2 separate regions of the Homo sapiens genome follow, and region 2 is linked to region 1. The links are chromatin loops, found by intact Hi-C in ENCODE. Cell type or tissue: A673. All regions are shown on one strand. Links, peaks and the distances in the headings refer to the core of each region. The heading gives the core; the rest is flanking DNA. Region 1 overlaps CPD (carboxypeptidase D). Region 2 overlaps GOSR1 (golgi SNAP receptor complex member 1).

Evidence for each region. A loop is a pair of places that touch in the nucleus more often than their neighbours do. Peaks named below come from ENCODE experiments on the same cell type or tissue, not always from the same donor. Only the 100,000 strongest peaks of a DNase experiment are listed, where the experiment ranks them.
Region 2: it touches region 1 in a loop (4-fold over the local background); 3 of 110 quality-filtered maps call a loop at or near these places.

What each region holds. Positions count from the first base shown.
Region 1 is chr17:30,428,966-30,445,307 of GRCh38, forward strand. It overlaps CPD (carboxypeptidase D), which reads left to right. Exons shown (of 21, transcript NM_001304.5): 8 at 2,807-2,916; 9 at 10,010-10,112; 10 at 13,343-13,485; 11 at 14,837-15,006. Among named protein-coding and RNA genes, the nearest start is that of GOSR1, 40 kb to the right of the region's middle. In A673, for the core only: no CTCF peak of the experiment used is centred there; a DNase peak (open chromatin) is centred at 4,736.
Region 2 is chr17:30,486,773-30,503,114 of GRCh38, forward strand. It overlaps GOSR1 (golgi SNAP receptor complex member 1), which reads left to right. Exons shown (of 9, transcript NM_001007025.2): 5 at 3,354-3,445; 6 at 5,907-5,981. Among named protein-coding and RNA genes, the nearest start is that of GOSR1, 18 kb to the left of the region's middle. In A673, for the core only: no CTCF peak of the experiment used is centred there; no DNase peak of the experiment used is centred there; H3K27ac peaks cover 388 bases.

The DNA.
Region 1 (16,342 bases), core at 237-8,236:
ACCATAGTGGAGACTTCATGTCATATAGAGTAGCCTGCCATTTTAGAATGACAGTACATACTGATGGATATTTAGATTTAGGAGGTTAATTGAGATTCTCCAAAAATTGCTTTGAAAGATTGCCAATAGTAGAAAAAAGTACTTCTACAGTTGGTAATCATATATTGTTCTCAAAGAGTCAAATAAGAACTATGAAGTTATACCCTGGTTGGCAAAATAAATTTTTTGTTTTCTTTTATTATATTTTATGTGTTTAATGCTATGTTTGATAAAATTCACTTATTTAGAGCTTTAAAAATAGTCTCATAATAAATCACACATCATGTTGGCTAAATCTGGAAAGTTAATAATAGTTACATTCCAGTGAAAATAAGTCACAGATTTACAGATGTGGTGTCCAGACCTTGGCATGGTGAGAGGTAGGAATCTTCAGTCATGCAGACATTTTTCTTTCCATGACATATTTTGTTTTCTCATCTTAAAATCCTTATTTAAATGGAGTTTGAAATCTTGGCAAAGCAGTTTGAAGGAGAATTTCTTTGTTGCTGTACAGGAGTAAAAAATCCTCATAGAGTCCGCAGCTGGAGCTTGTGAATTAAGCTGATAAAAGACAGATTAAAAGAAAAAAGCATACAAATTTTATTTGATGTTTGTATGTGGCACAGGCAACAGGCAGTGGGGGAGTTCATAGGAAAGACGTGAAACCCTCAAAAAAGCAGTGTTAAGGACTTAGTGCTCTTATAACAAAGGGTAATACCTTGTGGAAAAGTGACTACACAAAGGAAGGGGTTTAGACTTCTAGGGGTAAAAAATTGTGGGAAAGTGACTAGGAAATATGCGGGGGAAACTAATGAAAGATGAGGGTTATTTTACTAAGGTTTGTTTGTGTCAACTCATCTTGGTGTTGACTATCCCATCTCTGATGGTACCAGGAAGGTGCCTTTCTCACGGGAAATTTATGCCCTAATTTTAGGCAGAAAGAGGGAGGGTAGATAGCCTTTCCTGCATCTGCTGTTTCTCAGTTGCCTTCAGCTCTAAATAATTAACATGCTAAAGAGTTATATTCTGGGGCAGAATGTTCTGATTCCTTTCCCTGCCATCTTTATAATTTAGAAGGATCTTGAAAGAAGATAGGGGAAAGCAATATTCTTTTTCATAAAATTTCAAAAATTTTGATACTAATTTTTTTATTGAGGTGAAGTTTACATAATTCCAGTGGCGTTTAGTGCATTCATAGTGTTTTGCAACCACCCCCTCTATCTTGTTCCAAAACATTTTTATCTCCGCAAAAGGATACCCCACACCCATTTAACAGTGACTCCCCTTTCCCTTCTCCCCTCAACCTCTGGTAACCACCAATCTTTGTTCTGTCTCTAGGGATTTACCTATTCTGGATATTTCATAGAAATGGAATCCTATAACATGTGACCTTTCGTGTCTGGCTTCTTTCATTTAGCATAGTGTTTTCAAGGTTCACTCATGTTGTGGCATATATCAGTACTTCATTCCTTTCTATGGTTGAATAATAGTACATTGTATATACATATGTATATATCAATATCACATTTGCTTTATCCATTTACGTACTGATGGACATTTGGGTTGTTTTGACTTTTTGACTACAATGAAAAATGCTTCTATGCCCATTGGCATTCAAATATCTATTTGAGTTCCTGTTTTCTTTTCCCCGTGCCCCCCTTGTTTTGAAACAGAGTCTCACTCTGTTACCCAGGCTGGAGTGTAAGTGGTGTGATCATGGCTCACTGCAGCCTCAAACTCCTGAGCTCAGGCAGTCCTCCCACCTCAGCCTCCCAAGTAGCTGGAACTGCAGGCATGCACCACCACACCTGGCTTATTTTTAATTTTTTGTAGAGACAGGGTCTCCCAGTGTTGCCCAGGCTGATCTTGAACTCTTGGGCTCAAGCAATCCACCTGCCTGCCTTGGCCTCCCAAAGTGCTGAGATTATAGGTGTGAACTACTGTACGCAGCCCCTGTATTCAGTTCTTTTGGGTGTACACTTAGGAGTGAAATTGTCATATGATAATTCCATGTTAAGCTTTTTGAGGAATTGCCAAACTGTTTTCCACAGAGGCTGGACTATTTTACATTCCCGCCAGCAATGTATGAGGTTCCAGTTTCTTCATATCCTCACCACCACTTATTATTTTCTATTTTTATTATTATAGCTGTCCTAGTGGGTGAGAAGTAGGACCTCATTTTGGTTTTGGTGTGCATTTCCACAATAACTAATGATGCCGAGGATCTTTTCATGAGCTTGTTGGCCATTTATCTATCTTCTTTGGAGAAATATCTGTTCAAGTCCTTTGTCCAATTTTTAATTGAGTTTTTGTCTTTGTTGTTAAGTTGTAAGAGTTTTTAAATACTGGACACTGGACCCTTATCAGGCTTGCAAAACATTTTCCCCCATTCTATAGGTTGTCTTTTCTCTTTCTTATGTTCTTGATGCATAAAAGTTTTTGATTTTGATGGAATCCCGTATATCTGTTTTTTTCTTTTGTTGCTAGTCCTTTCCGTATTGATGCTAATTATTTTTTTGAGGTAGACTGTTTGGTAGAAGTACTATAAATCTTTTTTTGTGGCTTTAGAAAATTAGCCATTTGAAAGATATCTTCTCACTTATTCACTTTGAATTGAAGAAATTAGTGTAATTTTCATTTCTGTTGAGGAAATTCTGCTTGGCAAATTTTATTGTTTTCTCTTCTCTGGCAGTATTCTGAAAAGCTTTATGTTAATAATCCATCTTGAAACAGACAACATGATACATTTTCCTCTTTTCCCTTATAGGTTCTTTGGTGGTTAACTACCCTTTTGATGATGATGAACAAGGACTTGCCACATATAGTAAATCACCAGATGATGCTGTGTTCCAACAAATAGCACTTTCTTATTCCAAGGTAGGCTTGTCTTTGAATATAAAATGTTACAAAATTAATTCTTTTATTTAAAAATATGCTTTAAAGTCCTGCAAGACTCAGGTCAAGTGCTTCCATAGTTAATAAAGCATGACTTTTTCAGCTGTTTCCGAAAAATAGCTTTTTCTCCTGTTTCCCACCTCACTTTTGAATACACTACATGTCTTTCTCCATTGGCCTTTTATCTATGGTTTTAGCACAGTACCTGGAACATATACATGTCAATTTATTTCATTTGACAAATAAGTTATAAGCCCAGTAAAGTAGGCCAAGATAAGGGCTTAATGAATTATAGCTCTGGAGCCAAATCTTGCCCACCACCTGTTTTTGTAAATAAAATTGTATTGACACACAGCCACAGCTATATTTTTATATATTGTGTGTGGCTGCTTTCTCCTTCAACATTTCAAAGTAAGTCAGTATAATTTACTATATTAACAAACTAAAGAAGGAAAATCCAGTGATCAAAGGGCAAAGTTGGGTAGTTTCAACAAAGACTTTTGCATCTAAAAAGTCTGAAATATTTGCTTTCTGGTTTTTTACAGGAAAAAATTGCCAAACTTTAGTCTAAGGTATTTAAGATCCTGTAGTTACATATAGCAAGGAAAAGCAGGCAGAAATTTCTGTATTTTCCAAACTTCCTATGATAAACATGGATTACTCTTACAATCGGGAATGTTAAAATGTGTGTGTGTGTGAAAATTTAATTTAAAAATCGTTCTTAGGACCAGGCTTGGTGGCTCATGCCTGAAATCGTAGCACTTTGGTAGGGCAAGGCAGGAGAATTGCTTGAGCTCTCAGGAGTTTGAGACCAGACTGGGCAACATAGCAAGAGCTTGCCTCTACTAAAAATAAAAAATAAAAAAAAAATTAGCCGGTTGTGGTGACATGCATTTGTTGTTCCAGCTACTTAGGAGGCTGAGGTGGGAGGATTGCTCTATCCCAGGAGATTGAGGTTGAAGTGAGCTTGATCACAATACTATACTCTAGCCTGGGTGACAAAGCTGAGACCCTGTCTCAAAAAAATAAAAATTGTCTTAGAAAACATGTTAAAAGTTGAGGCTTGTAAACTAAGCTTGTTAGTTTCAATGTTTGGTGTTACTACTGACTTAGTATTGTTATTGGTTATATTGGTACTATTATTGGTTATAGGTAATGAATATTATTACTGTAACTCTGCACTCTCCAGTCACAGTCCTCCATCCTTCCACTTTTCCCATTCCCTCATCCTCTGCAAATGAATCTTGTGAGATTGTTCAGAGTTTCTACTAGAGGAGTACAGCTGTTCATTTCACCTTAGAGAATTATTGCTTTCTGTTTGGACATATATGTTTTTTTGAAGTACATACGTGGAGTAATAAGAGAATGTATAGTGTCCCAACCATCAAAATAAAAATTAAATGGCTGGATTTTGCATATTTTCTCATCACATTCTATGCTCATTCTCATGATTTCTGCTTTTCGCCTTCATTTTGGCTTCTAGTTCCTTATCTTCTCTTTGTTTTCTTAGACCATTAACCCTTTTGATTTGATTTACCTTTCTCTGTAGGGTAGACCCATGGACATACCTTTTCAATGATTCTCCTAAGGGTCTTGTACACCCCTTTGACATAACTGCTTTGCCCTCCAGTCCTCAGTAATTACCATTATCTCTTTTCTCCATACCAATATTACAAGTACAGCCTAGAGTGGTCACACTGTCACGGCAATTTGCTATAGTCCATATGTGTGCTCTCCAACTTCAGCTGAACCCTCAGTCCTACATGGCAACATTTCCTGTTTAGCTACTTGACTCCCTGGCTCAGTTCCCACTATGGTGATTCAGAGCCTTTATCCTCTATCTGAGCCTCCTGTTCCAGCTCTATCCCTCTTATTCATAGTAGATCACTTTGCATTGAACTCAAGTAGAACTTTGAGTAATCTGATGTGAGTTCACTAAGATTCTGTCTTCTCAATTGTTTCTCATGTGTGTCTTAACAATATTCTCCTCCATTTCTTGATCCCACTGCATTCTGCCTCCTCGAATCTTGTGTCTTCATATCTTATTTTATAAATGAGGAAGGTGATAATTAAACTCCCCAGTCTTCACTCACAGCCTTTTTTCTCTTGGTCAATAAGCAGCTCCTCTAAAAATATTGTCTTCTGCTAACCTTAGTAAGCCCCCATGAAGCTACCATTCAAAGTTTCTTTATTTTTACTCTTCAAAACTTCTCAAAAGTAGATAGTCTTGGGAGACATCTGAGCAGCCAAAGACAATGATGGCTATGTGATAACCTATCTCCCAGGGTTTTTCTTTAAACAATATAAAACGACTTAAAAACTACCAAATTTTACACAAAACCACACTGTTGGCATCACAAAAGATCCTGAAACTGCAAAATAACTGTAAATTTTTTAAAAATCAAGAAGTCTCAGCATGATCTATCATGCACCTACCCCACCTTCGCCCCACCACAAGGCTTTGTGGTGAGGTAAAACAGACCAAGAAAACTTACGGAGAAGACAGAAGTGGGTGCCAGTGAAGGGCAGCTGTGAAGGTAATTTGGAATGACCACCATACATCACATATGCACTAAATCCAAAAATACTAAAAGAGTAACTGGGCAGATTAGAGCTCTGGAATACAGGGAAGAGATTTCAAAATGCACACAACTTAAAGGATCTGGTGTGATTTAATGGGATAAGTACAATTTAAAAGGAGAGGATGGTTACAGGGAGATCTTCCAAACTCATAGCTTCTGGAGAAGGAAAAAAAGAGGCAAAGATAGAAATGAAGAAGTGCTCCTTGGCAATTAGATGGTGAATGGGAAAAGGAAAAAGTGGGGAGAAATGTAAGGTTTTACAAGACAGAAAAGAACTTTAAAATCAGAAGATTCTCAGCTCCACCCTTACCACCAAGACAAATAAATAACCACACTGAGGTACCTGGATTTTGCTAGACCGACAGAAAAGTGTACCATTAAGCTAGGAATAATATTAAATGCCCAATATCATAAAAATAAAGAGGAAAATAAAGTCCATGGAAAATGATTGCAGAAAATTAGGAAATGAAACTTCACATATAGACACTAAGGAGACCCTACCATTAGCAAAAAATAATCGAGAAGCAGAAGAAAACTGTTCAGTTGGCATTCTAAACAGATTAAGTATACCCAAATATACGTTGAGAATATGAGAAACTACCTCAACTCAGATAGTCAAAAAATAAAAACAGAGGCCAGGAAACAAAAAACAGGGATAAATAAAATAAAGTTTATAGGACTCAGGAAAAAAATGGAAGAAAAAGACAAAATTATCTCTGAAATGAAGAATAAATGACAAAAGTTAGGGAACTCATACATCCAATTTCAAACTTACTACAAAGCTACAGTAATTAAGACAGTGTGGTACTGGCATAAAGACAGACATATAGATCAATGAAATAGAACTGAGAACCCAGGAATAAATTCTTATGTTGATGGTCAGTTGATTTTTTTTTTTAGAAAAGGATGCCAAGACAATTCAATAGGCAAAGAATAGATTTTTTAAATAAATGGTGCTGGGACAATTGGATATTTATATGCAAAAGAATAAACTAGATACCTTCCTCACACCACACCCCAAAATTAGCTTAAAATAGGTCATAAACCTAAATATAGGAACTAAAACTATAAAACTAAGAAAAAATAGGAATACATTTTTGTGATTTGGTCCTCCTCTAGATATGACATCGGAAGCACAAGTGACAAAAAAAGATTGATACATTGGACATAATCCAGATTTAAAACTTCTTTACTGCAAAAAAAAACTGTATTTGTTTCCTAGTTCTGCTGTAACAAAATTCCACAAACTGGGTGGTCTAAGACAACAGGAATTTATTGTCTCATAGTTTTGGAGGCCAGAAGTCCAAAATCACAGTGTTGGCAGGGCCATTCTCCCTCTGAAACTGTGGAAGAATCCTTCCTTGTTTCTCCCTAGTTTCTGGTGCTTTGCTGGCAACCATTGGCATTCCTTCACTTCTAGGTGCATCACTCCAACCCTTCATCATCACACGGCATTCTCCCTCTGTCTTCGTATCCCAGTTTCCCCTTTGTACAAGGACACCGTCATATTGGATTAGGGCCCATGCTAATCACCTTATTTTAACTTGATTACCTCTGTAAGGAACTTATTTTTAAATAAGATCACATTTTGAGGTACTGAGGGTTAGGACTTCAATATATTTTTGGAGGACACAACTCAATCCATAACATATAACATCCAGGAAGTAAAAAGACAACCCACAGAAGCTGGGCTTGGTGACACGTGCCTGTAGTCCCAGCTACTTGGGAGGCTGAGGCCGAAGGATTGCTTGAGCCCAAGAAGTAGAGGCTATCGTGAGCTATGATCATGCCACTGCACTCCAGCTTTGGTGACAGAAGGAGACCCCAGCCCCCAAAAAATAAATAAATAGATGACCCACAGAATAAGAGAAAATTTTTGTAAATCATATATTTTGATAAAGGTGTTATATCTAAAATATATAAAGAACTCTTATGGCTAAATAATAAAAAGACAAATCATCCAAGTGAAAAATAGGCAAAGGATCTGAATGGACATTTCTCTGAAGAAGAGAAAATGGCCAATAAGCACATGAAAAGATGCTCAATATTATTAGCCATTAGAGAAATGCAAGTCAATACCACAATGAGATACCTCTTGTTACCCACTAGAATGGCTGTAATTTTAAAAAATGGAAAATATGCATAGGCAAAGGTGGAAAAATTGAAACCTTACATACATTGCTGGTGGGGTGTAAAATGGTATAACTGCTTTGAAAAACAGTCTGGCAGTGCTTTAAAACATTAAATATAGAATTGTAATATGACCCAGCATTCCACTGCTAGGTATATACCCAAGAGAAATGGAAACATGTATTCACACAAAAACTTGTACATGAATATTTGTAGCAGCATTATTCATAATAGCCCCAAATGGAAGCAACCAAAATGTCCATCAACTGATGAATGGGTTAACAAACTGATAAGTAGACATACAAAATCATACAGTGGAATATTATTCAGCCATAAAAAGTAATGAAGTAATGATACACAGTACAACTTGAATGAACCTTAAAAACCTACTAAGTGAAAGAAGTCACAAGAGACTACATATTGTATGATTCAGTTTATATGTAATGTTCAGAGTAGGCAAACCCATAGAGACAGAAAGTAGATTGGTGGTTGCCTAGGGTTTGGAGTGGGGGTGGGGAGTAGGGGTTGGGGAAAAATGGAGAATGCTAATAGGTATAGAGTTTCTTTTTGGGGTGATGAAAATGTCCTAAAATTTATTATGGTGGGTGGTTATACAACTCTATGAATACTAAAAACCATTGAATTGTACACTTTAAATGGAGTCAATGTGTGGAATGTGAATTATATCTCAATAAAGTGGATTTTGAAAACCTAAAGAAGACTGAGGGGTGGAGGATCCATTCTGTATTCGTATATAAGTTAAAAAAATGAGATCTAAAAGTTATATACCAAGCCCGGTGTGATGGCTCACACCTGTAATCTCAACACTTTGGGAGGCCGAGGTGGGCAGATTCGTTGAGCCCAGGAGTTCGAGACCAGCCTGGGCAACATAGTCAAACCCCATCCCTACAAAAAATACAAAAATTAGCCAGGTGTGTGGGTGCATGCCTATAGTCCCAGCTCCTCAGGAGGGTGAGGTGGAAGGATCACTTGAGCGTGGGGAGATTGAGGCTGCAGTGAGCCTGTGTTTCCACTACTGCACTCTGAGCTGGGTGACAAACAAGACCCAGTTTCAAAACCAAAACAAAACCAAAACAAAACCAAAGCAAAAGAGCATGCATATAATTATTACAGTAATCTAAAATTATGGTTTTTATTTGATAAGAGAGTGATGGGATGATAAGCCTATAATTGGCATATTAAGTTTCTAGATGGGGATCGTTTATTTTATTTTGTTTTTGTTAGGACAGAGTCTTGCTTTGTCACCCAGGCTGTAGTGCAGTGGTGCAATCATGGTTTACTGCAGCCTCAACCTCCTGGGGTCAAGCTATTTTCCCATCTCAGCCTCCCAAGGAGCTGGTTCTACAGACATGTAGCACCATGTGTGGCTTTTTTTTTTTTTTTTTTTTTTTTGTAGAGATGAGGTCTCACTGTATTGCCCAGGCTGGTCTTGAACTTCTGAGCTCAAGCAGTTCTCCAACCTTGGCCTCCCAAAGTGTTGGGATTACAGGTGTGATCTTACCTGTCCCTGTTTATATATTTTAAATGGTTAATTCTCTGTGGTAGAAAAATGGGAAATTATTCTTTTTCTCTTCACACTTTCAGTACTTTTTTTCTGTTTCAAAAAGAGATAAATGAAGTTTTGACCATCTTTCAAAGCTCAATTTCTTCTAGGAAACTCCCCCTGCCACTCTCATCAGATGTAATCTTTCTCTCCTCTTGCTTTCAATGGCATGCATTTGTGTCTCCATGGCAGTTTTTCTTACCCTTCATTGAGTTATCAGTTGGACACCTACTGTATGCTAGATGCTGAGGACACAGAGACACAAACTGTTTCAAGGAATAGTGTATTGTCTTTAGGGAAGAGAAAGGTGCAACTAGTTGTAATAGGGTAAGATAATTGTACAGAGGGCAGTCAGAGCACAGAGGGGCCATCTTATTCCTGCTAGCAGTCAGGGAAAGCTGCTTGCTTTTATTGTGTGTGTATTATCTTTTTTGGACTTCAAGCTCCTTGAAAGCATGAAACGAAAGTATAAATATGAGCAGAAATTTTTTTTAGAGAGGGGTTCAGCTAGGTTTTATATTACTTGTAATTGCGAGTAATAAATGAAGTCAATATTTTCTTACGGAGCACATTGTATTTTGATTTTTAAAAATAGATAAGTTCAGATAGTGAAAAATCAAAATGGCATAAAAAGCTATACACTGAAAAGTCTCACTGCTCATAGCCCCACCCCACTCCCACCTCCACCCCTCACATACCCTGTTGGAAGCCACTTTTATTATTTTCCTGTATCTTTCCAGTATTTTTTTTTGATGGAGATACAAACAAATAGAAGTAAAGATTCTTTTTGTTTTTCCAGGAAAATTCCCAGATGTTTCAAGGTAGACCTTGCAAGAATATGTATCCTAATGAATATTTTCCTCATGGAATAACAAATGGAGCTAGTTGGTATAATGTGCCAGGTAAAGATTCTTTTATATCAAGGCCTTACAACTTGATGGCCTTTCTGCTTTCCTAGATGGTGCTTCTTGTTATTATCTTTTAGTTTTGAGGAATAATAATTATTTTTAAAACATGGTTTAAATAGTTTAAAATATTTAAATAATCTTTTCAACTACTTTTATGTTTGATGTACGTTGAGGGTTGAGTAAGAATAATGCACTAAAACTTGATTAAATGGTTACATTTTACTTCTGGCTATTAGAAAGAATCTTACATGTGCTAATAGAAGAGTGTAAGCTATATTTGAATTCTTTTTTTTCTTTACAACGTTACTTTCTTTTTTTTTTTTTCTTTTCTTTTTTTATTATACTTTAGGTTTTAGGGTACATGTGCACATTGTGCAGGTTAGTTACATATGTATACATGTGCCATGCTGGTGCGCTGCACCCACTAACTCGTCATCTAGCATTAGGTATATCTCCCAATGCTATCCCTCCCCCCTCCCCCCACCCCACCACAGTCCCCAGAGTGTGATATTCCCTTTCCTGTGTCCATGTGATCTCATTGTTCAATTCCCACCTATGAGTGAGAATATGCGGTGTTTGGTTTTTTGTTCTTGCGATAGTTTACTGAGAATGATGATTTCCAATTTCATCCATGTCCCTGCAAAGGACATGAACTCATCATTTTTTATGGCTGCATAGTATTCCATGGTGTATATGTGCCACATTTTCTTAATCCAGTCTATCATTGTTGGACATTTGGGTTGGTTCCAAGTCTTTGCTATTGTGAATAATGCCGCAATAAACATACGTGTGCATGTGTCTTTATAGCAGCATGATTTATAGTCATTTGGGTATATACCCAGTAATGGGATGGCTGGGTCAAATGGTATTTCTAGTTCTAGATCCCTGAGGAATCGCCACACTGACTTCCACAATGGTTGAACTAGTTTACAGTCCCACCAACAATGTAAAAGTGTTCCTATTTCTCCACATCCTCTCCTGCACCTGTTGTTTCCTGACTTTTTAATGATTGCCATTCTAACTGGTGTGAGATGGTATCTCATTGTGGTTTTGATTTGCATTTCTCTGATGGCCAGTGATGATGAGCATTTTTTCATGTGTTTTTTGGCTGCATAAATGTCTTCTTTTGAGAAGTGTCTGTTCATGTCCTTCGCCCACTTTTTGATGGGGTTGTTTGTTTTTTTCTTGTAAATTTGTTGGAGTTCATTGTAGATTCTGGATATTAGCCCTTTGTCAGATGAGTAGGTTGCGAAAATTTTCTCCCATTTTGTAGGTTGCCTGTTCACTCTGATGGTAGTTTCTTTTGCTGTGCAGAAGCTCTTTAGTTTAATTAGATCCCATTTGTCAATTTTGTCTTTTGTTGCCATTGCTTTTGGTGTTTTGGACATGAAGTCCTTGCCCATGCCTATGTCCTGAATGGTCATGCCTAGGTTTTCTTCTAGGGTTTTTATGGTTTTAGGTCTAACGTTTAAATCTTTAATCCATCTTGAATTGATTTTTGTATAAGGTATAAGGAAGGGATCCAGTTTCAGCTTTCTACATATGGCTAGCCAGTTTTCCCAGCACCATTTATTAAATAGGGAATCCTTTCCCCATTTCTTGTTTTTCTCAGGTTTGTCAAAGATCAGACAGTTGTAGGTATGTGGTGTTATTTCTGAGGGCTCTGTTCTGTTCCATTGATCTATATCTCTGTTTTGGTACCAGTACCATGCTGTTTTGGTTACTGTAGCCTTGTAGTAAAGTTTGAAGTCAGGTAGTGTGATGCCTCCAGCTTTGTTCTTTTGGCTTAGGATTGACTTGGCGATGCGGGCTCTTTTTTGGTTCCATATGAACTTTAAAGTAGTTTTTTCCAATTCTGTGAAGAAAGTCATTGGTAGCTTGATGGGGATGGCATTGAATCTGTAAATTACCTTGGGCAGTATGGCCATTTTCACAATATTGATTCTTCCTACCCATGAGCATGGAATGTTCTTCCATTTGTTTGTATCCTCTTTTATTTCCTTGAGCAGTGGTTTGTAGTTCTCCTTGAAGAGGTCCTTCACATCCCTTGTAAGTTGGATTCCTAGGTATTTTATTCTCTTTGAAGCAATTGTGAATGGGAGTTCACTCATGATTTGGCTCTCTGTTTGTCTGTTGTTGGTGTATAAGAATGCTTGTGATTTTTGTACATTGATTTTGTATCCTGAGACTTTGCTGAAGTTGCTTATCAGCTTAAGGAGATTTTGGGCTGAGACAATGGGGTTTTCTAGATATACAATCATGTCATCTGCAAACAGGGACAATTTGACTTCCTCTTTTCCTAATTGAATACCCTTTATTTCCTTCTCCTGCCTAATTGCCCTGGCCAGAACTTCCAACACTATGTTGAATAGGAGTGGTGAGAGAGGGCATCCCTGTCTTGTGCCAGTTTTCAAAGGGAATGCTTCCAGTTTTTGCCCATTCAGTATGATATTGGCTGTGGGTTTGTCATAGATAGCTCTTATTATTTTGAAATACGTCCCATCAATACCTAATTTATTGAGAGTTTTTAGCATGAAGAGTTGTTGAATTTTGTCAAAGGCTTTTTCTGCATCTATTGAGATAATCATGTGGTTTTTGTCTTTGGTTCTGTTTATATGCTGGATTACATTTATTGATTTGCGTATATTGAACCAGCCTTGCATCCCAGGGATGAAGCCCACTTGATCATGGTGGATAAGCTTTTTGATGTGCTGCTGGATTCAGTTTGCCAGTATTTTATTGAGGATTTTTGCATCAATGTTCATCAAGGATATTGGTCTAAAATTCTCTTTTTTTGTTGTGTCTCTGCCCGGCTTTGGTATCAGAATGATGCTGGCCTCATAAAATGAGTTAGGGAGGATTCCCTCTTTTTCTATTGATTGGAATAGTTTCAGAAGGAATGGTACCAGTTCCTCCTTGTACCTCTGGTAGAATTCGGCTGTAAATCCATCTGGTCCTGGACTCTTTTTGGTTGGTAAGCTATTGATTATTGCCACAATTTCAGCTCCTGTTATTGGTCTATTAAGAGATTCAACTTCTTCCACATGAAGGTATAGGTGTTTTGCTTGTATCGCAAGCATCAAAGTGCCCTCACATGAACACGTTAGCTTATCAATGCTGATAAGAGATAAATTTGGCTTTTTACTAGGAATGTTGCTTACCTTTTGGGATCTGAGCTGTTTAGAACTTCTTCAGAGTGACTAATTTTAATTTTTATCTTTTAGGAGGAATGCAGGACTGGAACTATTTACAAACAAATTGCTTTGAAGTGACTATTGAACTAGGTTGTGTGAAATATCCACTTGAGAAAGAGCTGCCAAACTTTTGGGAACAGAATCGAAGATCACTAATCCAGTTTATGAAACAGGTGACTATTCAGGAGTGAAGTATGAAATTTCTCCCGAGGGTGAAAAGATTTTTGTGCGTACACGTGGTTTTTGTGCAGTGATTTTGGAATACACTCTTTAAAATTTCAATTCATTTTAGTATATTTAACCAGTTTGTATATTCCAAGGTGTTTAATATATTTATCTAGAAAATTCGTGAATGGAAATGAGTTTATTTGTATATGTGAGGAAAAGTTGAAGAAAATGATTGAACAAGGTAGTGATATTTTGCTCTTAAGGGTTAGTGGTCACTTTTTACCCGTGTTTAAAAAAGACCAGCATAAATTGGATACACACCTAATCATTGGCCAAGTGATAGAAAGATGGGCTGTGGAGTGAATGTTTTTATTCTTTTTCTTGTTGCCAGTGATTTACTGTGAAATGATTAATTTCCTTTTGTTTGGATATGTGTGGTGGCCAGTAGGTAAAGATTATAAGAAATATACTAATGTTAATTAGGATAATCAGACTAATACTTTCTGCCAGTACATTTCTGCATTTTTCTTTTTCCTGAGTGGTGTGACATAAAGTCTGTGAGTTTTTTTTACTATATTTAAAGACATTTTATTCTGAAAAATTTTAAATATACAGAAAAGTTATGACTAGCCAATAATTATTCCTATACCTAGATTTAACATTTTTAACATTTTGTTATATTTGCTTTATTTTAATGTAAATTTTATTTACACACTCACATACACATACATATTTTTGACTGAACTATTGTAATATAAATTGCAGGTATGGTATTTTACCCCTAAATATTTCAGCATCTATCTCCTAAAAATAAGGAGCTACTACATACTATCTCTAAGTGCTACTGTCCTACCCAAGAAAATTAACAGTAATTCCCTAATATTACCTAATACTTAGTTTATATTTAAATGTCCATATTTGTCCCCAAAATGTAATTTTACAGCTGTATTTTATGACCAGGATCTAGTCAAGTTTCATGCATTGCATTGGATTATTATATCTCTTTACTATTCTTTGAACTATAAGAGTCCTTCTGTTTTTAAAAAATGCCATTTCCTTTTGAAAAGGCCAGGTCTGTTTTCTTGTAGAATGTCATATATTCTGAAATCATCAGAATGTGCTAAAGTTTAAACAGTGTTATTTATATTCTTCATGATAAAGAGAAACAAAGCCTATGAAAAATTAGCCTTCAGAAATATTTTAATGAACATTTACATTGAACTTTACTCTGAACTCCTAAATTCCTGTTTGTTCCATTTATTTGTGTTGACAATCTGTTATTTTGAATATGACCTCCCAAGATAATTAGATGATGATGTTTATTATTGAAATCTGGTGTCCTTGTACTTAATCCAGGTTCATCAGGGCGTCAGAGGATTTGTTCTAGATGCCACAGATGGCAGGGGTATATTAAATGCCACCATTAGTGTTGCTGAGATTAATCACCCAGTGACTACTTACAAAACTGGAGATTACTGGCGTCTCTTGGTTCCAGGAACTTATAAAATCACAGCATCTGCTCGAGGGTGAGTGACTGAATGCTTTGAAATAGAGTGCTCGGAGGACAAACATGGCTCCATTCTGGAGGATTATTACTAGAACGTTCTAGAGAGCCTGTTAAGCAACTTTGAATGGATTGCTGCGAAGTTTAGGGCTGGTTATACCTTTGACTCTCCTTTAGTGGCAGATAGAGTACACGAAAAAAAAAAAAAGGAAAGATTCCTGGGGTAAATATTCTAGTTATTGCTTAGTTGACTCATTGTGACATGCTTCCAACCTGGACATTAAACAAGACATTTTAGAATACACATCAAATCCTGATCCTCATGGCCTTAGGTTTTTTATTTAAAAGGAGAGTTAGGCTGAAGTAATTCTACAGTCAGTTCCAATTCATAGTAGAATTTATTGGAAATGTGTTCAAGATAGTTTTTCCTTTAAAGGAGTAACAGAAGTGTTAGTTGATGAAGCACAAAGAACATAGAAAATGCATAGAAAGAACATTTCTCGTTCTTTTAATTTGCTAAATACAGGTAAGCCCAAAGCAATGCAGTCTATTTAACATGCTAGTAACTTTTTTTTTTTTTTTTTTTTTTTTTTGAGACAGAGCTTCTCTCTATCGCCCAGGCTGGAGTGCATGGCACTATCTCAGCTGCCTGCAACTTCTGCCTCCTGGGTTCAAGGGATGCTTGTGCCTCAGCCTCCCAAGTAGTTGATATTACTGGTGTGTGCCACCACACCCGACTAATTTTTGTATTTTTAGTAGAGACAGGGTTTCTCTTGTAGTTTTCTTTTTTATCTTTTGATAAGTATAGATGTTACCACAGGATATTTTCCCTTCCTCCTGCTAGCTAACTTATTTCTGAAGAGTTAGTTTGAATACCCATTGAAGTAAGGGTAAAATATGAAAGCATTTTAGTCGTTGCCTTTGTTTTTTAATGGTTTTCAGATATCTAGTGGTCCGTAAATGAATGGGTTAGAACCTCACACTAATGAGTAATGAGGTCTTTTCTGTGATTCTTCCATTTTTGGCAGAGTGTTAACTAAAGCAGCAGGGGATCCGAGAAACAGGGTGAGAAGGATGTGTTTGGCAGAGAATGTCATAACCTAGCACCTCTGCAACTTTCCCACCCGTATACCCTGATAGAAGACAAGTGAATTTAAGTTCCAGGAGACATGGGAGTATCCACTACAAGCACTAAATTTCTTTTGAAGCCATATATTTAATCTTAAAAACCTAGGCCAGGTGCGGTGGCTCAGGTCTGTAATCCCAGCACTTTGGGAGGCAGAGGCAGGTGGATCACTTGAGGTCAGAAGTTTGAGACCAGCCTGGCCAACATGGTGAAATCCTGTCTCTACTAAAAA
Region 2 (16,342 bases), core at 4,115-12,114, 62 kb after region 1:
AATAAGAAATGTGTAGGACTTGTATGTGCAGAATTCTACTGAGGGACATAGAACAAGATTTAAGTAAAGGAAAGAATCATTCTGTTTTTGGATAGGAAGACTTTCGTCTAAATTGCATGACATCCCAGTGGAAACAGCAGGGTTGTATCGTTGTTTGTTTAATTAAAAACAAATGACATAATGACACCAAAGTTCATTTGGAATCATAGACATACAAGAACAACCAAGAAAAACAACCTGAAAATGAAGATAAGTGGTAGAGGGTTCCTAGTTCTACCAGATCTTAAAACCTGTTAAAAAGCTGGAATAGTTAAGACAGTTTGATACTAGAGAAAAAAAATAAATAAATAAAAACAATTAAACAGAGTTTATATGTAGACCCAATTATGTTTGGAAATTTTTAGTTTCTGATAAAGATGTTGTTTAAAATCAGTGGGGCAAAGAGAAATTATAAAATAAATGGAACTATAACCATTGCTTAATTATTCAGAGATTTTAAAAAAACAATTCTATCTCAATCCTCACATCCAGAACAAATTCCAAATGGATCCAAGAAGGATAGAAAAAGAAACCATAAAGCAGAGGTGAAATTTGTAAACTTTGGAGCAGAAAGGACTTTCTAAATAAGACTTGATACTGGAAACCATAACGAATGGCTAATTTGCTTACTACACAGAGATATAATAGAAATAAGAAAAAGACAGTAGGAAAATGGACAAAGGATATAAAATTGCTTACAAAAAAATGAATGGCCAAAACTATAAAAACATTTTCAGCAGTATTTCCAAATAAAAATACAGAAATCTAAAAGAGGTGATTTTTCACATGTCAGATTAGCAAATGTTGAAACATTTATAACCCATTATTGGCAAGAGTAAAAATTTAAAAAGGGTACTCATATATTGCTGGTGGGAACATAAATTGATGTAATGTTTATAGAAGGCAGTTTAGCACTACCAGAATTTAAATGAATGTGAGATTCTTTGATCCAGTTATTCTTTTTTTTTTTTCTTGAGACGGAGTCTCGCTCTGTTGTCCAGGCTGGAGTATTGGAGTGCAATGGTGCGATCTCGGCTCACTGCAGCCTCCACGTCCTGGGTTCAAGCGATTCTTCTGCCTCGGCCTCCCGAGTAGCAGGAACTACAGGTGTGCGCCACCACGCCCAGCTAATTTTTGTATTTTTAGTAGAGATGGGGTTTCATCATATTGATCAAGCTGGTCTTGAACTCCTGATGTCATGATCCACCCACCTCGGCCTCCCAAAGTGCTGGGATTACAGGCATGAGCCACCGTACCCAGCCCTGATCCAATTATTCTATTGCTAGTCATTTACTCCTTTTTTTTTTTTTTAAGCTCTGTTGAACTTAATAGACATTTACTCTTTAAATATACTTTTTTTTTTTTTTTTTTGAGACAGAGTCTCACTCTGTCACCCAGGCTGGAGTGCAGTGGCGCGGTCTTGGCTCACTGCAACCTCTGCCTCCCGGGTTCACACCATTCTCCTGCCTCAGCCTCCCGAGTAGCTGGGACTCCAGGCGCTCGCCACCATGCCCGGCTATTTTTTTGTATTTTTAGTAGAGATGGGGTTTCACCGTGTTAGCCAGGATGGTCTCCATCTCCTGACCTCATGATCCGCCTGCCTTGGCCTCCCAAAGTGTTGGGATTACAGGCGTGAGCCACTGCGCCCAGCCTAAATATAGTTTTTTTTAAAATAAAAGAGTTCAGTTTAAAAAATATATGTAAGAATGTTTATTGGCAGTATTTTTTTTTTTTTTTTTTGAAACAGAGTCTCGCTCTGTTGCCTAGGCTGGAGTGCTGTGGTATGATCTCAACTCACTGTAACCTCTGCCTCCCAAGTTCAAGTGATTCTCCTGCCTCAAACTCCTGAGCAAAGTAGCTGGGACTACAGGTGCGTTCCACCACACCGGCTAAGTTTTGTGTTTTTAGTAGAGACGGGGTTTCGCCATGTTGGCCAAGCTGGTCTCGAACTCCTGACCTCTAGTGATCCGCCCACCTCAGCCTCCCAAAGTGCTGGGATTACAGGCATGAGCCACCCTGCCTAGTCTTGCAGTATTTTTAATAGCAAACAAAATGAAAACAACTAATGTGTTTATCAGTAGGGAATTTATTAAATTGTGATAGTCATAAGATAATATTCTATGCAGCTATTAAAAAGAATGATGTAGATTTCTTTTTCCTAATATGGAAAGATTGCTTGATACTTTATGAAGTACAAAAAGCAAGGTGTACATCAGAATGTATATTATGACTTACTTGGCAAAGTGAAAGAAATAATAGATAAGCTTGTATATGTAAAAACATATTTCCTGGCCAGGTGCAGTGGCTCACGCCTGTAATCCCAGCATTTTGGGAGGCCAGTGTGGGTGGAACTGTTGAGGTCAGGAGTTCAAGACCAGCCTGGCCAACATGGTGAAACTCCATCTCTATTAAAAATACAAAAATTAGCTGGATGTAGTGGCACGCTCCTATAGTCCCAGTACTAGGGAGGCCAAGGCACTAGAATCGCTTGAACCCAGGAAGTGGTGTTTGCAGTGAGCTGAGATGGCACCACTATACTCCAGCCTGAGCGACAGAGCAAGACTCTTGTCTCCAAAAAAAAAGAAAATAATAATTTCCTGGAAGAAAATACAAAATGATGGTAACAGTTATGAGGTATGGAGCAGAATGTTTTGTTTTCCTTTGTTTCACCTTTATTTCTTTTGGTGCTCTTTTAATATTCTCCTCCATGTTTATGTGTTACTTTTGTTTTTTAAAAGGTCAACAGGGACTCTGGGAGACAAGATTTTGATTTTCTTCTTTATCTACATCTCTGAATTTATGAAAAGTAATGAAGTACTTTTAACAGTGGTACAAAAATAGTAGAAAATGTTTAAAGATTATTTTGTTCCTTATAATTCTCTTGATTCTGTTCTTTTTTGTTTAGGAATTAAATTTTTTGTGAGAGCTCCAAAATGATGAAATTTGAAAATAAGCTCTATTAAGTATACTACTAAGTAAAAAGAGCCTCTCAAGTTTTCTCCTAGACTATTTGAAGTTATTTTATCTCAGAATTTTTTTCTTCTTAATTCTGCCTCGTAAGACAGAGTACTAGGAGGTACAAAGGATAGTGATTTAATGGCACTGTTTCCCTAGCACTGAATTATTTTCACTTGAAAGAAGTTGGTCACTCTTCAGGAAAGTAATTTTAAAGTTATTTTTACCTTTGGTTAATTTGATTTCTTAAATAGCAGTTTTCTTGACAAATTTACAGTGTGATGACGATACATAACTGGTTCAGTGAGATGAAAATCCATAATTAGCTTCTGTTGAGACTGGATGTTGATTTATTACAGGATTATACACATGAATTCCATAAAACCAAAGCAAACTTTATGGCAATACGGGAAAGGGAGAATCTTATGGGATCAGTACGAAAAGATATTGAGTAAGTTACTTTTTATATTATTTTGTAGAATATTTATTCAGATTTGGCTTTAGGATATGTTCACGGTTAATTGCAAATTGAGTGGCAGAACCGTGGTTGAGATTTTAGGGTTTCCAATTCCCATTTCACTGTCTTTTTAACATTGCTGCTACAATGTCATCCTAATCTACTTTTCCATTTTTATCTCATGCTTCCTCTTACTTTATCATTGGCTCCTGCCAACCTTGACTTTCCTGTCTTAATTCAAAGTCCAGCTTAGGTGGTTCTTCATGGTTCTCTGATCTCTTACCTCCCACCCTAAGAATTATAATGTTACTTTTATGATCCTCTGCAGATGTGTCAAAGAAAAAAAAATTCTTTAATTGTAACATTATCAGTAACTGAAGCTCCCTATGTTTCTCTTCCTGATTATCACCTATCCCCTGGCCCTCTCCCTTGTCCCAACAGTTACATATTACAAACAGTAATATGTACAAACTCACTCATAGCCTTATGTTAAATTATTTAAGGACTCCCAACATTCTCATACTGATCTCAATCTATAATTTTAAATATTTGTTTTTTTCTTCTGTCCCTTCACCTCACCTTTAATGATCTATTCTAGCATTTCATAGCATTTTTGGAAATTTTTTTACAACTGAACACTACTGACAAAGTTAAGTCCCATGGGCGTCTCATTGAAGCTGAAGATGTTCCAATTTGGAGCCATCTAATGATACCTGTCATCATCTCATTTGTGATAAATTATGTGATACATTTTATAAACTATGATACACATTTATGGTAAACTGTATATTATGTGTACTCTCGAAAACACTTTCCTAGAGATCCTTTATTTTATTGTAACAGTAACAGTTTCAACAGTAAGATTGTTGTAATATTTTTAGTCCTTCAGGACATTTAAGTCTTTTGTTTAATTTCCATGTAGTCCATTTATATATATGTTTTGAGGAATGCATTGGGAACCCATATAGGGGATGGTCTTTAATGTATAGACACTGAGCCCCCCCATAATTTGTGGGAATCACTAGAATGCAACCCATTGTAATAACTTGCTTTTTGAAAAATGGCCATAAAAGATATGTTCATCTATTCATTAAACTGTCTCCTGAGTATCAACTCTGAGTTAGTCACAGCAGAAGGTAGAAATGAAAAGACCGGCCAGGCGTGGTGGCTCCCGCCTGTAATCCCAGCACTTTGGGAGGCTGAGGCAGGTGGATCACTTGGGGCCAGGAGTTCAAGACCAGCCTGGCCAACATGGTGAAACCCCGTCTCTACTAAAAATAAAAAAATTAGCTGGGCGTAGTTGTAGGCATCTGTAATCCCAGCCACTCGGGAGGCTGAGGCAGGAGAATTGGTTTAACCTGGGATGTGGAGGTTGCAGTGAGCTGTGATCGTGCCACTGCACTCTAGCCTGGGTGACAGAGCAAGACTCTGTCTAAAAAAAAAAAGAAAGGAAAAGACCAATGTGGTCCTGTAGGAGTTTAGAATCTAGGTGCTAGAGGAAAGTATATGTAGTAGTTTACACAGTATTTTTTAATGTATTATATTTTTTTGGCCTCATAGCAATCTTTTGGTTAAGATAGAAATGATCAGTCTCATTTTACAAAACTAGGTATTGAGACACTTGTCTGAGGTGAAGTGGCTATGAAATGATTCAGTATAGATTTAAATCCAAGTCATCAGTCTCCTGAGTCCAATGTGTTCTTGGTTATATTATTCTGCTTTCCTTGGTGGTGGTTTCTCCTGTAGCACTGCCTTTCAGCCAGTATTTCAGTTTTAACAGCATGTTGGCTGCAGTGAGCCAACATTGTGCCACTGCATGCCAGTCTGGGTAACAAAGTAAGACTCTGTCTCCAAAAAAAAAAAATTGTTCCTGATACTTTATTATTAGTGGAAAACAGAAAAATTAAATTTTTGATAGTAGTGATAAGAGTAATTTTTTTGTCAACTTCAATACACTGAAGACCAAAATGGTTATCCTTAAGTGTGCCAAAATGAGCAAATCTTTAGCTTGATTTCAGTGTTCCTTAGGCTTCAGTTGGTGGACCACATATATTATTGTGAAAGAAAACATTTCATTTCAACAGCTTTCCCACCCTGTGTGCTGTGTACTAAATCAGTCCTAAGTTTTACTTCTACTTGGAGAAAAATGAAGATATCAGAGATAGGAGGTAAAGGAAAAGTAAGATTGTTTTGGTTGTTTGTTTCAGAATGTTGAGTTATTTTGGTGAAAAACAGTAAACTGTTGGGCCTAAATTAGAGATGCAGAGGCATTAATATTTATCTACCTAAAATAGATAACATTTTTCAGAGGGAAATGCAAAGGATTATGTACTTTCATTGTTCATTCAAAACTCTGGAGAGGCTCAATTTTTCTACTTTCAAGATCACTAGGGTCAGTCAATCTGATTTTGTATTCTCTGCCAAAAATGTTTTTAAATTTTCTCTTTTGTCCCAGGTCATATAAAAGTGGGTCTGGAGTAAACAACAGAAGAACTGAGCTATTTTTGAAAGAACATGACCACCTTCGAAAGTAGGTATTGAATGTATGTGCATTATGTGGTTTTCCACGTTTATTAATTCATTTACTTATGTAACCAACATTTTATGATGTTTATTATACTGAGTGCCTTGTCCATGCTAATTCATTTTATTCTCCTAATGACTCTTTTCAATAGAAAAGGAATTGCAACTGTTCCAACCATAATTAGGAAAGATCCTATGCTGTTGAATATTTCACATCACTTAATTGTTACCTTAATATGGTTGTTATTTTTTTTTTTTTTTCTCTGAGATGGAGTCTCGCTCCGTCACCCAGGCTGGAGTGCAGTGACTCAATCTCAGCTCACTGCAGCCGCTTGCCTCCCGGGTTCAAGCGATTCTCCTGCCTCAGCCTCCCAAGTAGCTGGGACTACAGGCGTGTGCCACCATGCCTGGCTAATTTTTTTGTATTTTTGGTAAAGATGGAGTTTCGCCATGTAGCCAGGATGGTCTCCATCTCCTGACCTCGTGATCCACCCACCTTGGCCTCCCAAATTGCTGGGATTACAGGCGTGAGCCACCACCGCACCCGGCCAGTGCATGTGCTAATTCTCTACAGAGAGAGACTGAGACAGGATGAAACTGAATGGAATAAGAGCTCCTGATGAATTAGATGAGTCGTAGAGACTGAAAAGATGGGCTTCGTCATTGCCCTCAGTATGATAACACAAGCTTCTAAATACTTCTCTTAAATCAATTTTTTTTTGTAATTACAAATACTTGCTAGGTAATAAAATAACATTAAAATTATCAGTAAAATATGTTTACAAAATAATGTGAAAAACTTTAGTTTTTCAGTGTTTTTGTATTTCATTTGCCAAGTGCTTTGAGGAAGAAGTGGCAAGATTTTTTTGAAATAACTTTAAATAACAAAAGCTAAATGCCTTTCATAGTGCTCATTTTAGAAAGTATGGATAGTTCAACAACACAAAAAGAAAATTGAAATGACACATTACTACAAATTCTGTAATATTTTTTACTCTTCAGTAGATTGCAAGCTTTTTCCCATATAATTTGATTTTTTGTTTTTTTAAAATAAATGGTGCATATATTCCATAATAAAGATAAACCATAAATTATGTAACCATTTCCCTAATGTTGGCCTTTTGGGTTATGTTCTGTTTTTACTATTATACACAGTAAAGCCTTTGTGTGTATCCGTCATGATTTCCTCATTCTAAATTCCTAAATCAGAATTGCAGGATTAAAGAACACACTCATTTGCAAAGTTTTTCTATAATATTGGCAAATTTCCAAGTTTGATATTTTGCAGTAGGGTCGGACCTTTTATGGCTAGAACTATGTTTAAGCTTTTGCTTCTTCATAAATATTGTTTTTTAATGTTAATGTAATTTTTTACTTGCTCCAAAAGCACATATTTTTGCCTGGAAAAAGAGTAAATCAGTTTTTGTAAATGAATGCCATACTTAAACACACACACACACACACACACAACTTTGTAATGAATTGTTTTTACCAGCTCTCCTTAATACTCTTTTTATATAAAAATAAATGCTGTTAGGTTTTAGCAATTTATGTTATGGATGACAAATTTCTTTTGCTATATGGTGGATAAAGTAACTTTCGTTTTTGGCTTCTCTTTCCCTGAGTCTGTCAGTCAGAAGAAAATACTGACTTTGAATTAGTGTCAAGCTTGTAACTACTTGTTTTTTGCTGGACTGTTGATACATTCTCATAGGGTTTTTAGTTGCTATTTAGATAATTTCTCTTTCTTTATGTAATTGTTCTTTTTCACTACTCCCTGATATTTTTCTTCTTGAAAAAGTATCTAGTTAATTTTGTATAGTTCTTCTCCCCACCCCAAGAATTTCTGCCTTTATAATCTTTTCTTTCTTTTTTCTTTAAGACAGAGTCTCACTCTGTTGCCCAGGCTGGAGTGTCGCGGTGTGATCTCAGCTCACTGTGCCCTCTGCCTCCTGGGTTCCAGCGGTTCTCCTGCCTCAGCCTCCTAGGTAGCTGGGACTACAGGCACCTGCCACTACACCCAGCTAACTTTTGTATTTTTAGTAGAGATGGGGTTTCACTCTGTTGGCCAGGCTGGTCTTGAACTCCTAACTTCAAGAGATCCACCCACCTCAGCCTCTGAAAGTGCTGGGATTACAGGCGTGAGGCAATGTGCCCAGACTTTTTTTTTTTTTTGACTTGAGGGTCTCACTCTGTCACCCATTGTTTCTCTCTTTGTATTTATTTTATACAAGATATATGGCTTTTTCTGGCCAACATGGTGAAAACCCATCTCTACTAAAAATACAAAAATTAGCCGGGTATGGTGGTGGGCACCTGTAATCCCAACTACTTGGGAGGCTGAGGCAGGAGAATTGCTTGAACCCGGGAGGCGGAGGTTGCAGTGAGCCAAGATCACGCTACTGCACTTCAGCCTGTGTGACAGAGCGAGACTCCGGCTCAAAAAAAAAAAAAAAAAAAAGACATGGCTGATTATATTCTTGCTGTCTTTATAGATGGAGAATTAAGGAGTAGAGACAGACAGACTATATTACCTCAAACATTGAAATGCCATAATTTATCCAGAATCATACATTCATTACTTGACCAGGCATATGATGCTTTTTCTCTAGAAGCATTTTGTCATTTTGAATAAAATACGTCTTCTGTATTTACCTTAATGAAGTTGACAACTTTCAGAGGTTTTCAGTGGTGAAGATAAACTTGAATAAGGAGATAACTTACACAAGCAGAAAAAGCCTCATCTCTTCTGGATTCCTTTAATGCCAGTGGTCATCACCAGGTGTAGATCAGTCACCTTTTACCCAGGCTGGGACCACCACCTTCTCATCTACAGGTGTGTCACCTTAGCAATCTTCTGCATCTCACTGTCAGCCAACACATTTTCTCCTTCCAAGCCTCTGCAGTCTCATGAGTTTGTCTGTATTTTTCTTCTTATAACCTACCTTGCTACCTTAGCCAGCCTGGATCTCATAGGAGATTAACTGAAATACTCCCAACATTGGGCCTTTCCTGTGCCCCTGTCTTCCTGCTGTACCCTGGCAAAATGCCAGCCCAATCCAGTCTGTTGTTCTACTTCTGTATGAGAGGGCTAAAGAAAAAGCAACTAGTCATACAGATTAACTCTGTTTTAAATTAACTATTAAATATTTTCAACCTCATCTGAGTACTCTGCCTTGCCTGATGCCTTTTGCTTGCCTAGCCCTGTTTAGTTCTCATTCTCTTCAAGAACTTTACCAAATCTTCTCCTTCCCCCTCTTGACCTTCCTGTCTCTTCACCTGATACAGAGGTTCTTAGCTTCCACTTCATTGAGATTTTTAAGGTTTTGATCTTTTCTATAAATTGACCTATAGGAGTATCCCTCTTTACCCCTTTCCTATAGTTGTTAAGGGATGGAATATTTGTCCTGAGAAGGCCAATACGTGCATTGGACACTTGTCTCTATCCCCATTTGCTGTGTAAGTATTTGACTCTTCAGCCATCCGGTACACTGTCTCTGGTTTACACCTGCTGTCTCTGTGTCAGCACTCATTCCCGCTTTAGCCCATTGACTTCTTCCCTCACAACACTACTGAACTTGCTGTCAATAGGCACATCAGTGATCTCCTGCATGCCAAGTCTCATGGACATTTTTCTTCATGTTGTTTGGCTGCTGCTCTGCCTGACTTGATATCATAGTCTCCTTTCCTTGAAACCCTAGGCTACTGTGGCACTACACTTTACTGATTCTCCACATACCTTTCTTACTTCTCTTTTGTTTTTTTCCTGAGTCCCTCCAGATGTGGCCTAGGAATCCTTTTAAACACAGTGTTCCAGGCAGAAATTAGTTGGAGTTAGTTCACAAGATGCAATTTATTTGCCATCCACCCTTGCATTTCAGCTCCATTATTTGTCCTTGACATGCTTGTCTATAAAAACACTTTCTCCTTCCCAGAGATGGCAGCTAACAATACCTAGCAAAGAGAAATGGGAATTTCATTCACAATGTCATAGGGAAAGCAATTGGTAAAATTATTTTACTGCCAAGGATAATAAGATTAGAGAGTTGAAGAAAGAGGCATGAATTCTGAAATTGTATAGAACCATCTAAAAGGTAAAGCTGAGGAGTTTTATCCATACTTAACAGGCTGTGACTGTTTTCATAGAAGTACTCTCTGATTTATGGGCATGTCATTGATTACAACTAGAATTGCAGATTGTGCACATTAAACACATCAGCTTAAAAATCCTTGACATTTTAAAAATACCTTTGGCAGAGTTTTAGAGTAGTCATGATATTTAAAATATTATCCTAATTTGTTGGTTTCCTAGAGTATATTTTCATTTAATCATATGTATGATAAGAACATACAGACTTCTTGCTGGGGGCATTGGCTCATGCCTGTAAAGCCTGTAATCTCCGCTACTCAGGAGGCTGAGTTGGGAGGATTGCTTGAGGCCAAGACTTTGAGATTGGTCTGGGCAACATAGCAAGACTCTGTCTCTGAAATAATAATAATAATAAAAATACTAAGTATATTTCTTGGTTTCTAGGGTTAATTTTTTTTCATCTTCCTCTCATTAATTTACCACTTTTATCTGACTAAGATACCTTAAGTTTCTTTATTCCTTGGATTGGTAGTATAGTGAAATGATTAGGGCAGGGCTTTGAAGCCAGAGAGTCCTGGGTTCAAATCCTGGTGTGGACTCTATCTTTTTGGGGTAAGAACCTTTAAATTCTCTGACTTTCCAGTGTCTTTTAAATGGGTGAAATAACCCTTACTTTATGGAATGTTGCAAAGATGAGAGAGGATGTATGTAAAATGTTAACCTATTACAGAGCTTGATATGGAGTAGACGAATTCTAAAATTACATTGAGCCATTTTGCCTATAGTGGTGTTAGAATAGAAAAGTATACTCATACATTAGAATTGTGCACCTAGAGCTAAGTGATTCCAGCCCTGTGGAACCCGTCAATGCCAGAATGGCATGTAGGACTAGATAGATGAATGTCACCTGACCCTGATTGTCTATTAAAACTCAATGTATGGCCAGATGCAGTGGCTCACGCCTGTAATTCCCGCGCTTTAGGAGGCCGAGGCAGGAGGATCACTTGAAGTCAGGAGTTCAAGACCACCTGGCCAACATGGTGAAACCCCATCTCTACCAAAAATACAAAAATAAGCCAGGTGTGGTGGCAGGCGCCTATAATCCCAGCTACACAGGAGGCTGAGGCAGGAGAATTGCTTGAACCTGGCAGGCAGAAGTTGCAGTGAGCTGAGATCGCGTTACTCCATGCCAGCATGGGTGACAGAGCAATACTCCATCTCCAAAAAAAAAAAAAAAATCAATTTATTTTTAAATTACTCTTATTAGTCATTAGTCTTATTATATATCAGTATAATGAACATTTTATTTATTCAAATCCTTTTTTTTTTTAGATGGAGATAATAAAATTTCAGTTGCATTCCACCTGTTTCTTCATGTGCATATCCGGATGCACATATAATTTGTTGGTACCAGTTTTGGTTGTTTTAACGAGCATTTGTTGAGCATCTATGATGTGGAAAGTATTGTGCTGGGTGCTGGAGATAGAGAAGTTGAGTAAAGCATAGTGGCATCATCCCTGTCCTCAGTGAGCTCAGCCAGGTGGGGTGGGGAGCAGAAAAGAAATGTGAATCGGTAGTTCCAGTGCAAAGTAATAAGTGCTTTATTATGATATGCAAAGGTTTGTGCGTACCCTAGAGGAGCACATGAAAGGGAGTCATTACTCTGCTGAAGCTTCTGAAAGGGCTTTAGAGAAGTCGAACATCTGATCTGGTTCTTGAGGAATGAGTAGGTGTTCTCCAAGTAGAGATAGAAAAAGATTGAAAAGTTGAAACTCAGACCTCATGACCATGCCTTTGTCTTCTCTTCTTAAATCCGTATCATTCCTCATACATTATTAAATGGATCTATTTTGAAACGTCACGCATTTACTCATAGTCCAAACCCTCTCCCAGGTTATAGGTCTCACTCTGGCACCTGAAGAGGACACACTGGGCAAAAGAAAGTGAGCAGTGGGGGGGCTCTGAGTGTCACCGGGGTCAGCCGAGGCTGCCATTCTTTTTCCTCATAAATCAGATTTACTGAGGTAGAATTTACTTACAGTAAAAATGTATCCATTTTAAGTTTACAGTTTGGTACGTTTTAACAAATATATAGACTCTTTTAACCGCCACCACAGTAAGACAGAGAACATTTCTATCACCCCAAAAAAGTTCCTTATGCCCCTTTTGAGTCAGTCCCCGTCCCTCAGTCCCGGGCAGCTGCTTACTGGCTTTCTATCACTATAGATTAGTTTTACCTTTTCCAGAATTTTATACAAATGAATTCATACAGTCTGCACTTATTTCACCTAGCATAGTGTTTCTAAGACTTATTCTTTTTCTTAAATGTCAGTAATTGATTTCTTTCAATAGCGGAATAACTTCCATTGTATGATATACCACGATTTCTTTATCCATTCAACCATTGTTGCACAGTTGGGTTATTTTCAGTTTTTGGCTATTAAAAACAAAATTATTATGAACATTCATAAACAAAACTTTGTGTGGTCACATGTTCTCATTCCTCTTTTTTTTTTTTTTTTTGAGACGGAGTCTCATTCTGTTACCCAGGCTGGAGTGCAGTGGCGCAATCTTGGCTCACTGCAACCTCCACCTCCTGGGTTCATGACATTCTCCTGCCTCAGCCTCCCAAGTAGCTGGAACTACAGGCGCATGCCACCACGCCCAGCTAATTTTTTGTATTTTTAGTAGAGACGGGGTTTCACGGTGTTAGCCAGGATGGTCTTGATCTCCTGACCTCGTGATCCACCCGCCTTGGCCTCCCAAAGTGCTGGGATTACAGGCGTGAGCCACTGTACCCTGCCGTTCTCATTTCTCTTGAGTAAATACTTGGAGTTGTATTGTTGAGTTGTATGGTAAGGATGTGTTCCAATTTATAAGAAAGTGTCAAACTTTTCCAAAGTGGTTATACCATTTTTGCATTCCTGTCAGTGGTGTGTGGGAGTTCAAATTGCTTTAAGCCCTTGCCAACACGCCTTTCTATTGTAACCATTTTAGTAGAAGTGTAATGGTTTTTATTGTGGTTTTGATTTGTATTTCTCTAAGGACTGGTGATGTTAAGCCTTCCTTCAAGTGCTTATTAACCATTCACGTATCTTCTTTTTTATTATTCACAACTCACAGGTTATTGTGACATTTGTATATCTTCTTTAGTAAGGGGGTCTGTTCAAGTCTTTTTGCCTTTTGTTGTGGGCTTTTTTCTATTGTGTTATAAGGGTTCTTTGTGTACTCTGGATGTAAGTCCTTTGTCAGATAAAGGTTTTGCAAGTATTTTCTCTGAGCCTGTGACTTCCTTTTCTTTTCATCTGGTGACTTTCAAAAGAGCCGAGGTTTTTAATTTTGATGAAATCTGGTTGATCAGTTTTTTCTTTCTGATTCATGTATTTTGGTCCTATTTAAGAAATCTTGGCTATCCTAAGGTTACAGATTTTTTTCTTTTGTTTTCTTTCAGGAGTTTTAGTTTTAGCTTTTTTGTTTGTTTGTTTGTTTTTAAACCTGCAGCCAACATCATACAGTTTTAGCTTTAACATTAGGTTTATAATCCACTTTGGCTTCACTTTTGTGTGTGGTGTAAGTTAAGGGTCAGGATTCATTTTTTTTTAAACACATGTATATTCCATTGTTTCAGTACCATTTGTTGAAAAGACTCTTTTCCTCTGTTTAATCTTTTCAAAGATGTTGACATCTTTCTAGAGAATTAATTGGACACTTGCTAGTTTATTTCTGAACTTTGTTCTGTTCTGTTGACCTACAGATCCATCCTTAGGCTAGTTGTACTCTGGTTACTGTAGCTTCATAATAAGTTTTGAAATGAGGTAGTGTATAAGTCTCCTAACTTTATCATGTATCTTCAAAGTTATTTTGACTCCTCTGGGTCCTATGCACTTCCATATAAATTTTAATATCACATTGTTTAAAAGCCTGCTGAAATTTCAAATAAGATTATATTGAATCTAGAGATCCATTTGGAGAGAATTGACATCTTAACAACTGTAAATCTTCCAATCCAGGAACAAGGTCTTATATGAAAATATACAAAGAACTCTTTTTTTTTTTTTTTTTGAGACGGAGTCTCGCTCTGTCGCCCAGGCTGGAGTGCAGTGGCGGGATCTCGGCTCACTGCAAGCTCCGCCTCCCGGGTTCACGCCATTCTCCTGCCTCAGCCTCCCAAGTAGCTGGGACTACAGGCGCCTGCCACGACGCCCGGCTAATTTTTTGTATTTTTAGTAGAGACGGGGTTTCACCGTTTTAGCCGGGATGGTCTCGATCTCCTGACCTCGTGATCCGCCCGCCTCGGCCTCCCAAAGTGCTGGGATTACAGGCGTGAGCCACCGCGCCCGGCCACAAAGAACTCTTAAAATTCAACAATTTTAAAGTGGAAAAAAGATCTGAACAGCCATCTTAACCAAGGAAGATATACAGATGATAAATTAAGCATGTGAAAAGATACTTAATGTAATTAAGTATCATTAGGGTACTGCAAAGTAAAACAACAGTAAGATACCACTGCACAACTGTTAGAATGGCTAAAATCCAAAACACTGACAACATTAGAAGGAACACTGAAGGAAGTGGAGTAACAGGAACTCTCACTCATTGCTGGTGTGAATGCAAAATGGTACAGCGACATTGGAAGACACTTACGCAGTTTTGTTTTCTTTTTCTTTTTTTTTTTTCCGAGACAGAGTCTAGCTGTGTCACCCAGGCTGGAGTGCAGTGGCGCGATCTCGGCTCACTGCATCCTCCGCCTCCCGGGTTTAAGCAGTTTTCTGCCTCAGCCTCCCAAGTAGCTGGGATTACAGGTGCGTGCCACCACACCCGGCTAATTTTTGTATTTTTAGTAGAGATGGGGTTTCACCATCTTGGCCAGGCTGGTCTTGAACTCCTGACCTCGTGATCCACCCGCCTTGGCCTCCCAAAGTTCTGGGATTATAGGCATGAGCCACCATGCCGAGCCTGGCAGTTTTCTTAAAAAGCTAAATATGGTCTTACCATACATTCTAGCAGTCATGCTCCTAGTGATTTACCTAAATGAGTTGAAAACTTACATTTACACAAAAACCTGTGCATGAATGTTTTACAGCAGCTTTATTCATAATTGCCAAAAAGTTGGAAGCAGTCAAGATGTCCTTAAATAAGTGAATGGATAAACAAATGGTGGTACATCCATGCAATGGAATATTATTCAGTCATACAAAGTAATAAGCCTTTAAGCCTGGAAAAGACATGGGGGAACTTTAAATGCATAAAAGCAGCCAGTCTGTGAAGGCTACATACTGTATAATTTTAACTATATAACATTTTGGACAAAGAAAACTATAGAGACAGTAAAAAGATCAGCAATTCTCAGGGGTTGAGGATGGGAAATGGAGGAAGAATGAATAGGTGAAGCACAGGATACTTAGGGCAGTAAAACTCTTCTGTATGATACTGCAAGGATGGATCCATGACAAAACCCCTACCACCGTGCAATGCAAAGAGTCAACTCTAAAGCATGGTGTTTAGTTAGTAATTTATCAGTACTGGGTGATCAGTTGTAACACATGTGGCACACTAAGGCAAGAGGTAATCACAGGTGGAGGAGAACGGGTGTATAGTGTGTACTTTCTACTGAATATTTCTATATGTCTAAAATTGTTCTAGCAATAATTCTATTCATTTTTTAAAAAGGAAAAAGTGATTTTCTAGGATCTCACTGCTAATGACTCAGCTTTTATTTTTTTATTTTCTCCTTGAACTGAGCAGGAATCTGTCAGGTGCTTCACTTTCTGTCTCCCGGTAACTTGCTGTGATTATGAAAATGTTTGTGCTAAACAACCCATGAACAAAGCAAATAAAGATATTCCTTCATCTACCCAGACTGAAAGGAATTATGCCACCATATCAGTGTTAATGGAAGAGAGGTTACAGCTGGTTTCCACTTTCATCTTTGTTTTCCTGTATTTTCCAAATGTGCTCTGTAAAATAAAAAGCTCTTAGCACTAAAACAGTATATATGTATTCTACTGCAGCTTAATTGTATTCAGTTAACATAATTGAAGAGATTAAATAAGAAATGTAGAAATAAGTAAGACGTAGATCTTAAGGATCTCTCTGGTTAACTGTAAGTGAAAGACTATCTCACCACAATGCTTAATGTAAATGGTCTGATTGGTTAGTGACAACCTCATCAATTATTGCAGCATGCAAAGGGATTGATTTTTAAATTTTTATTTATTATTCATTATTTAGTATGTACTTGCTTGTTTGCTTTCTTATTTAGTTGCTTATTTATTTGC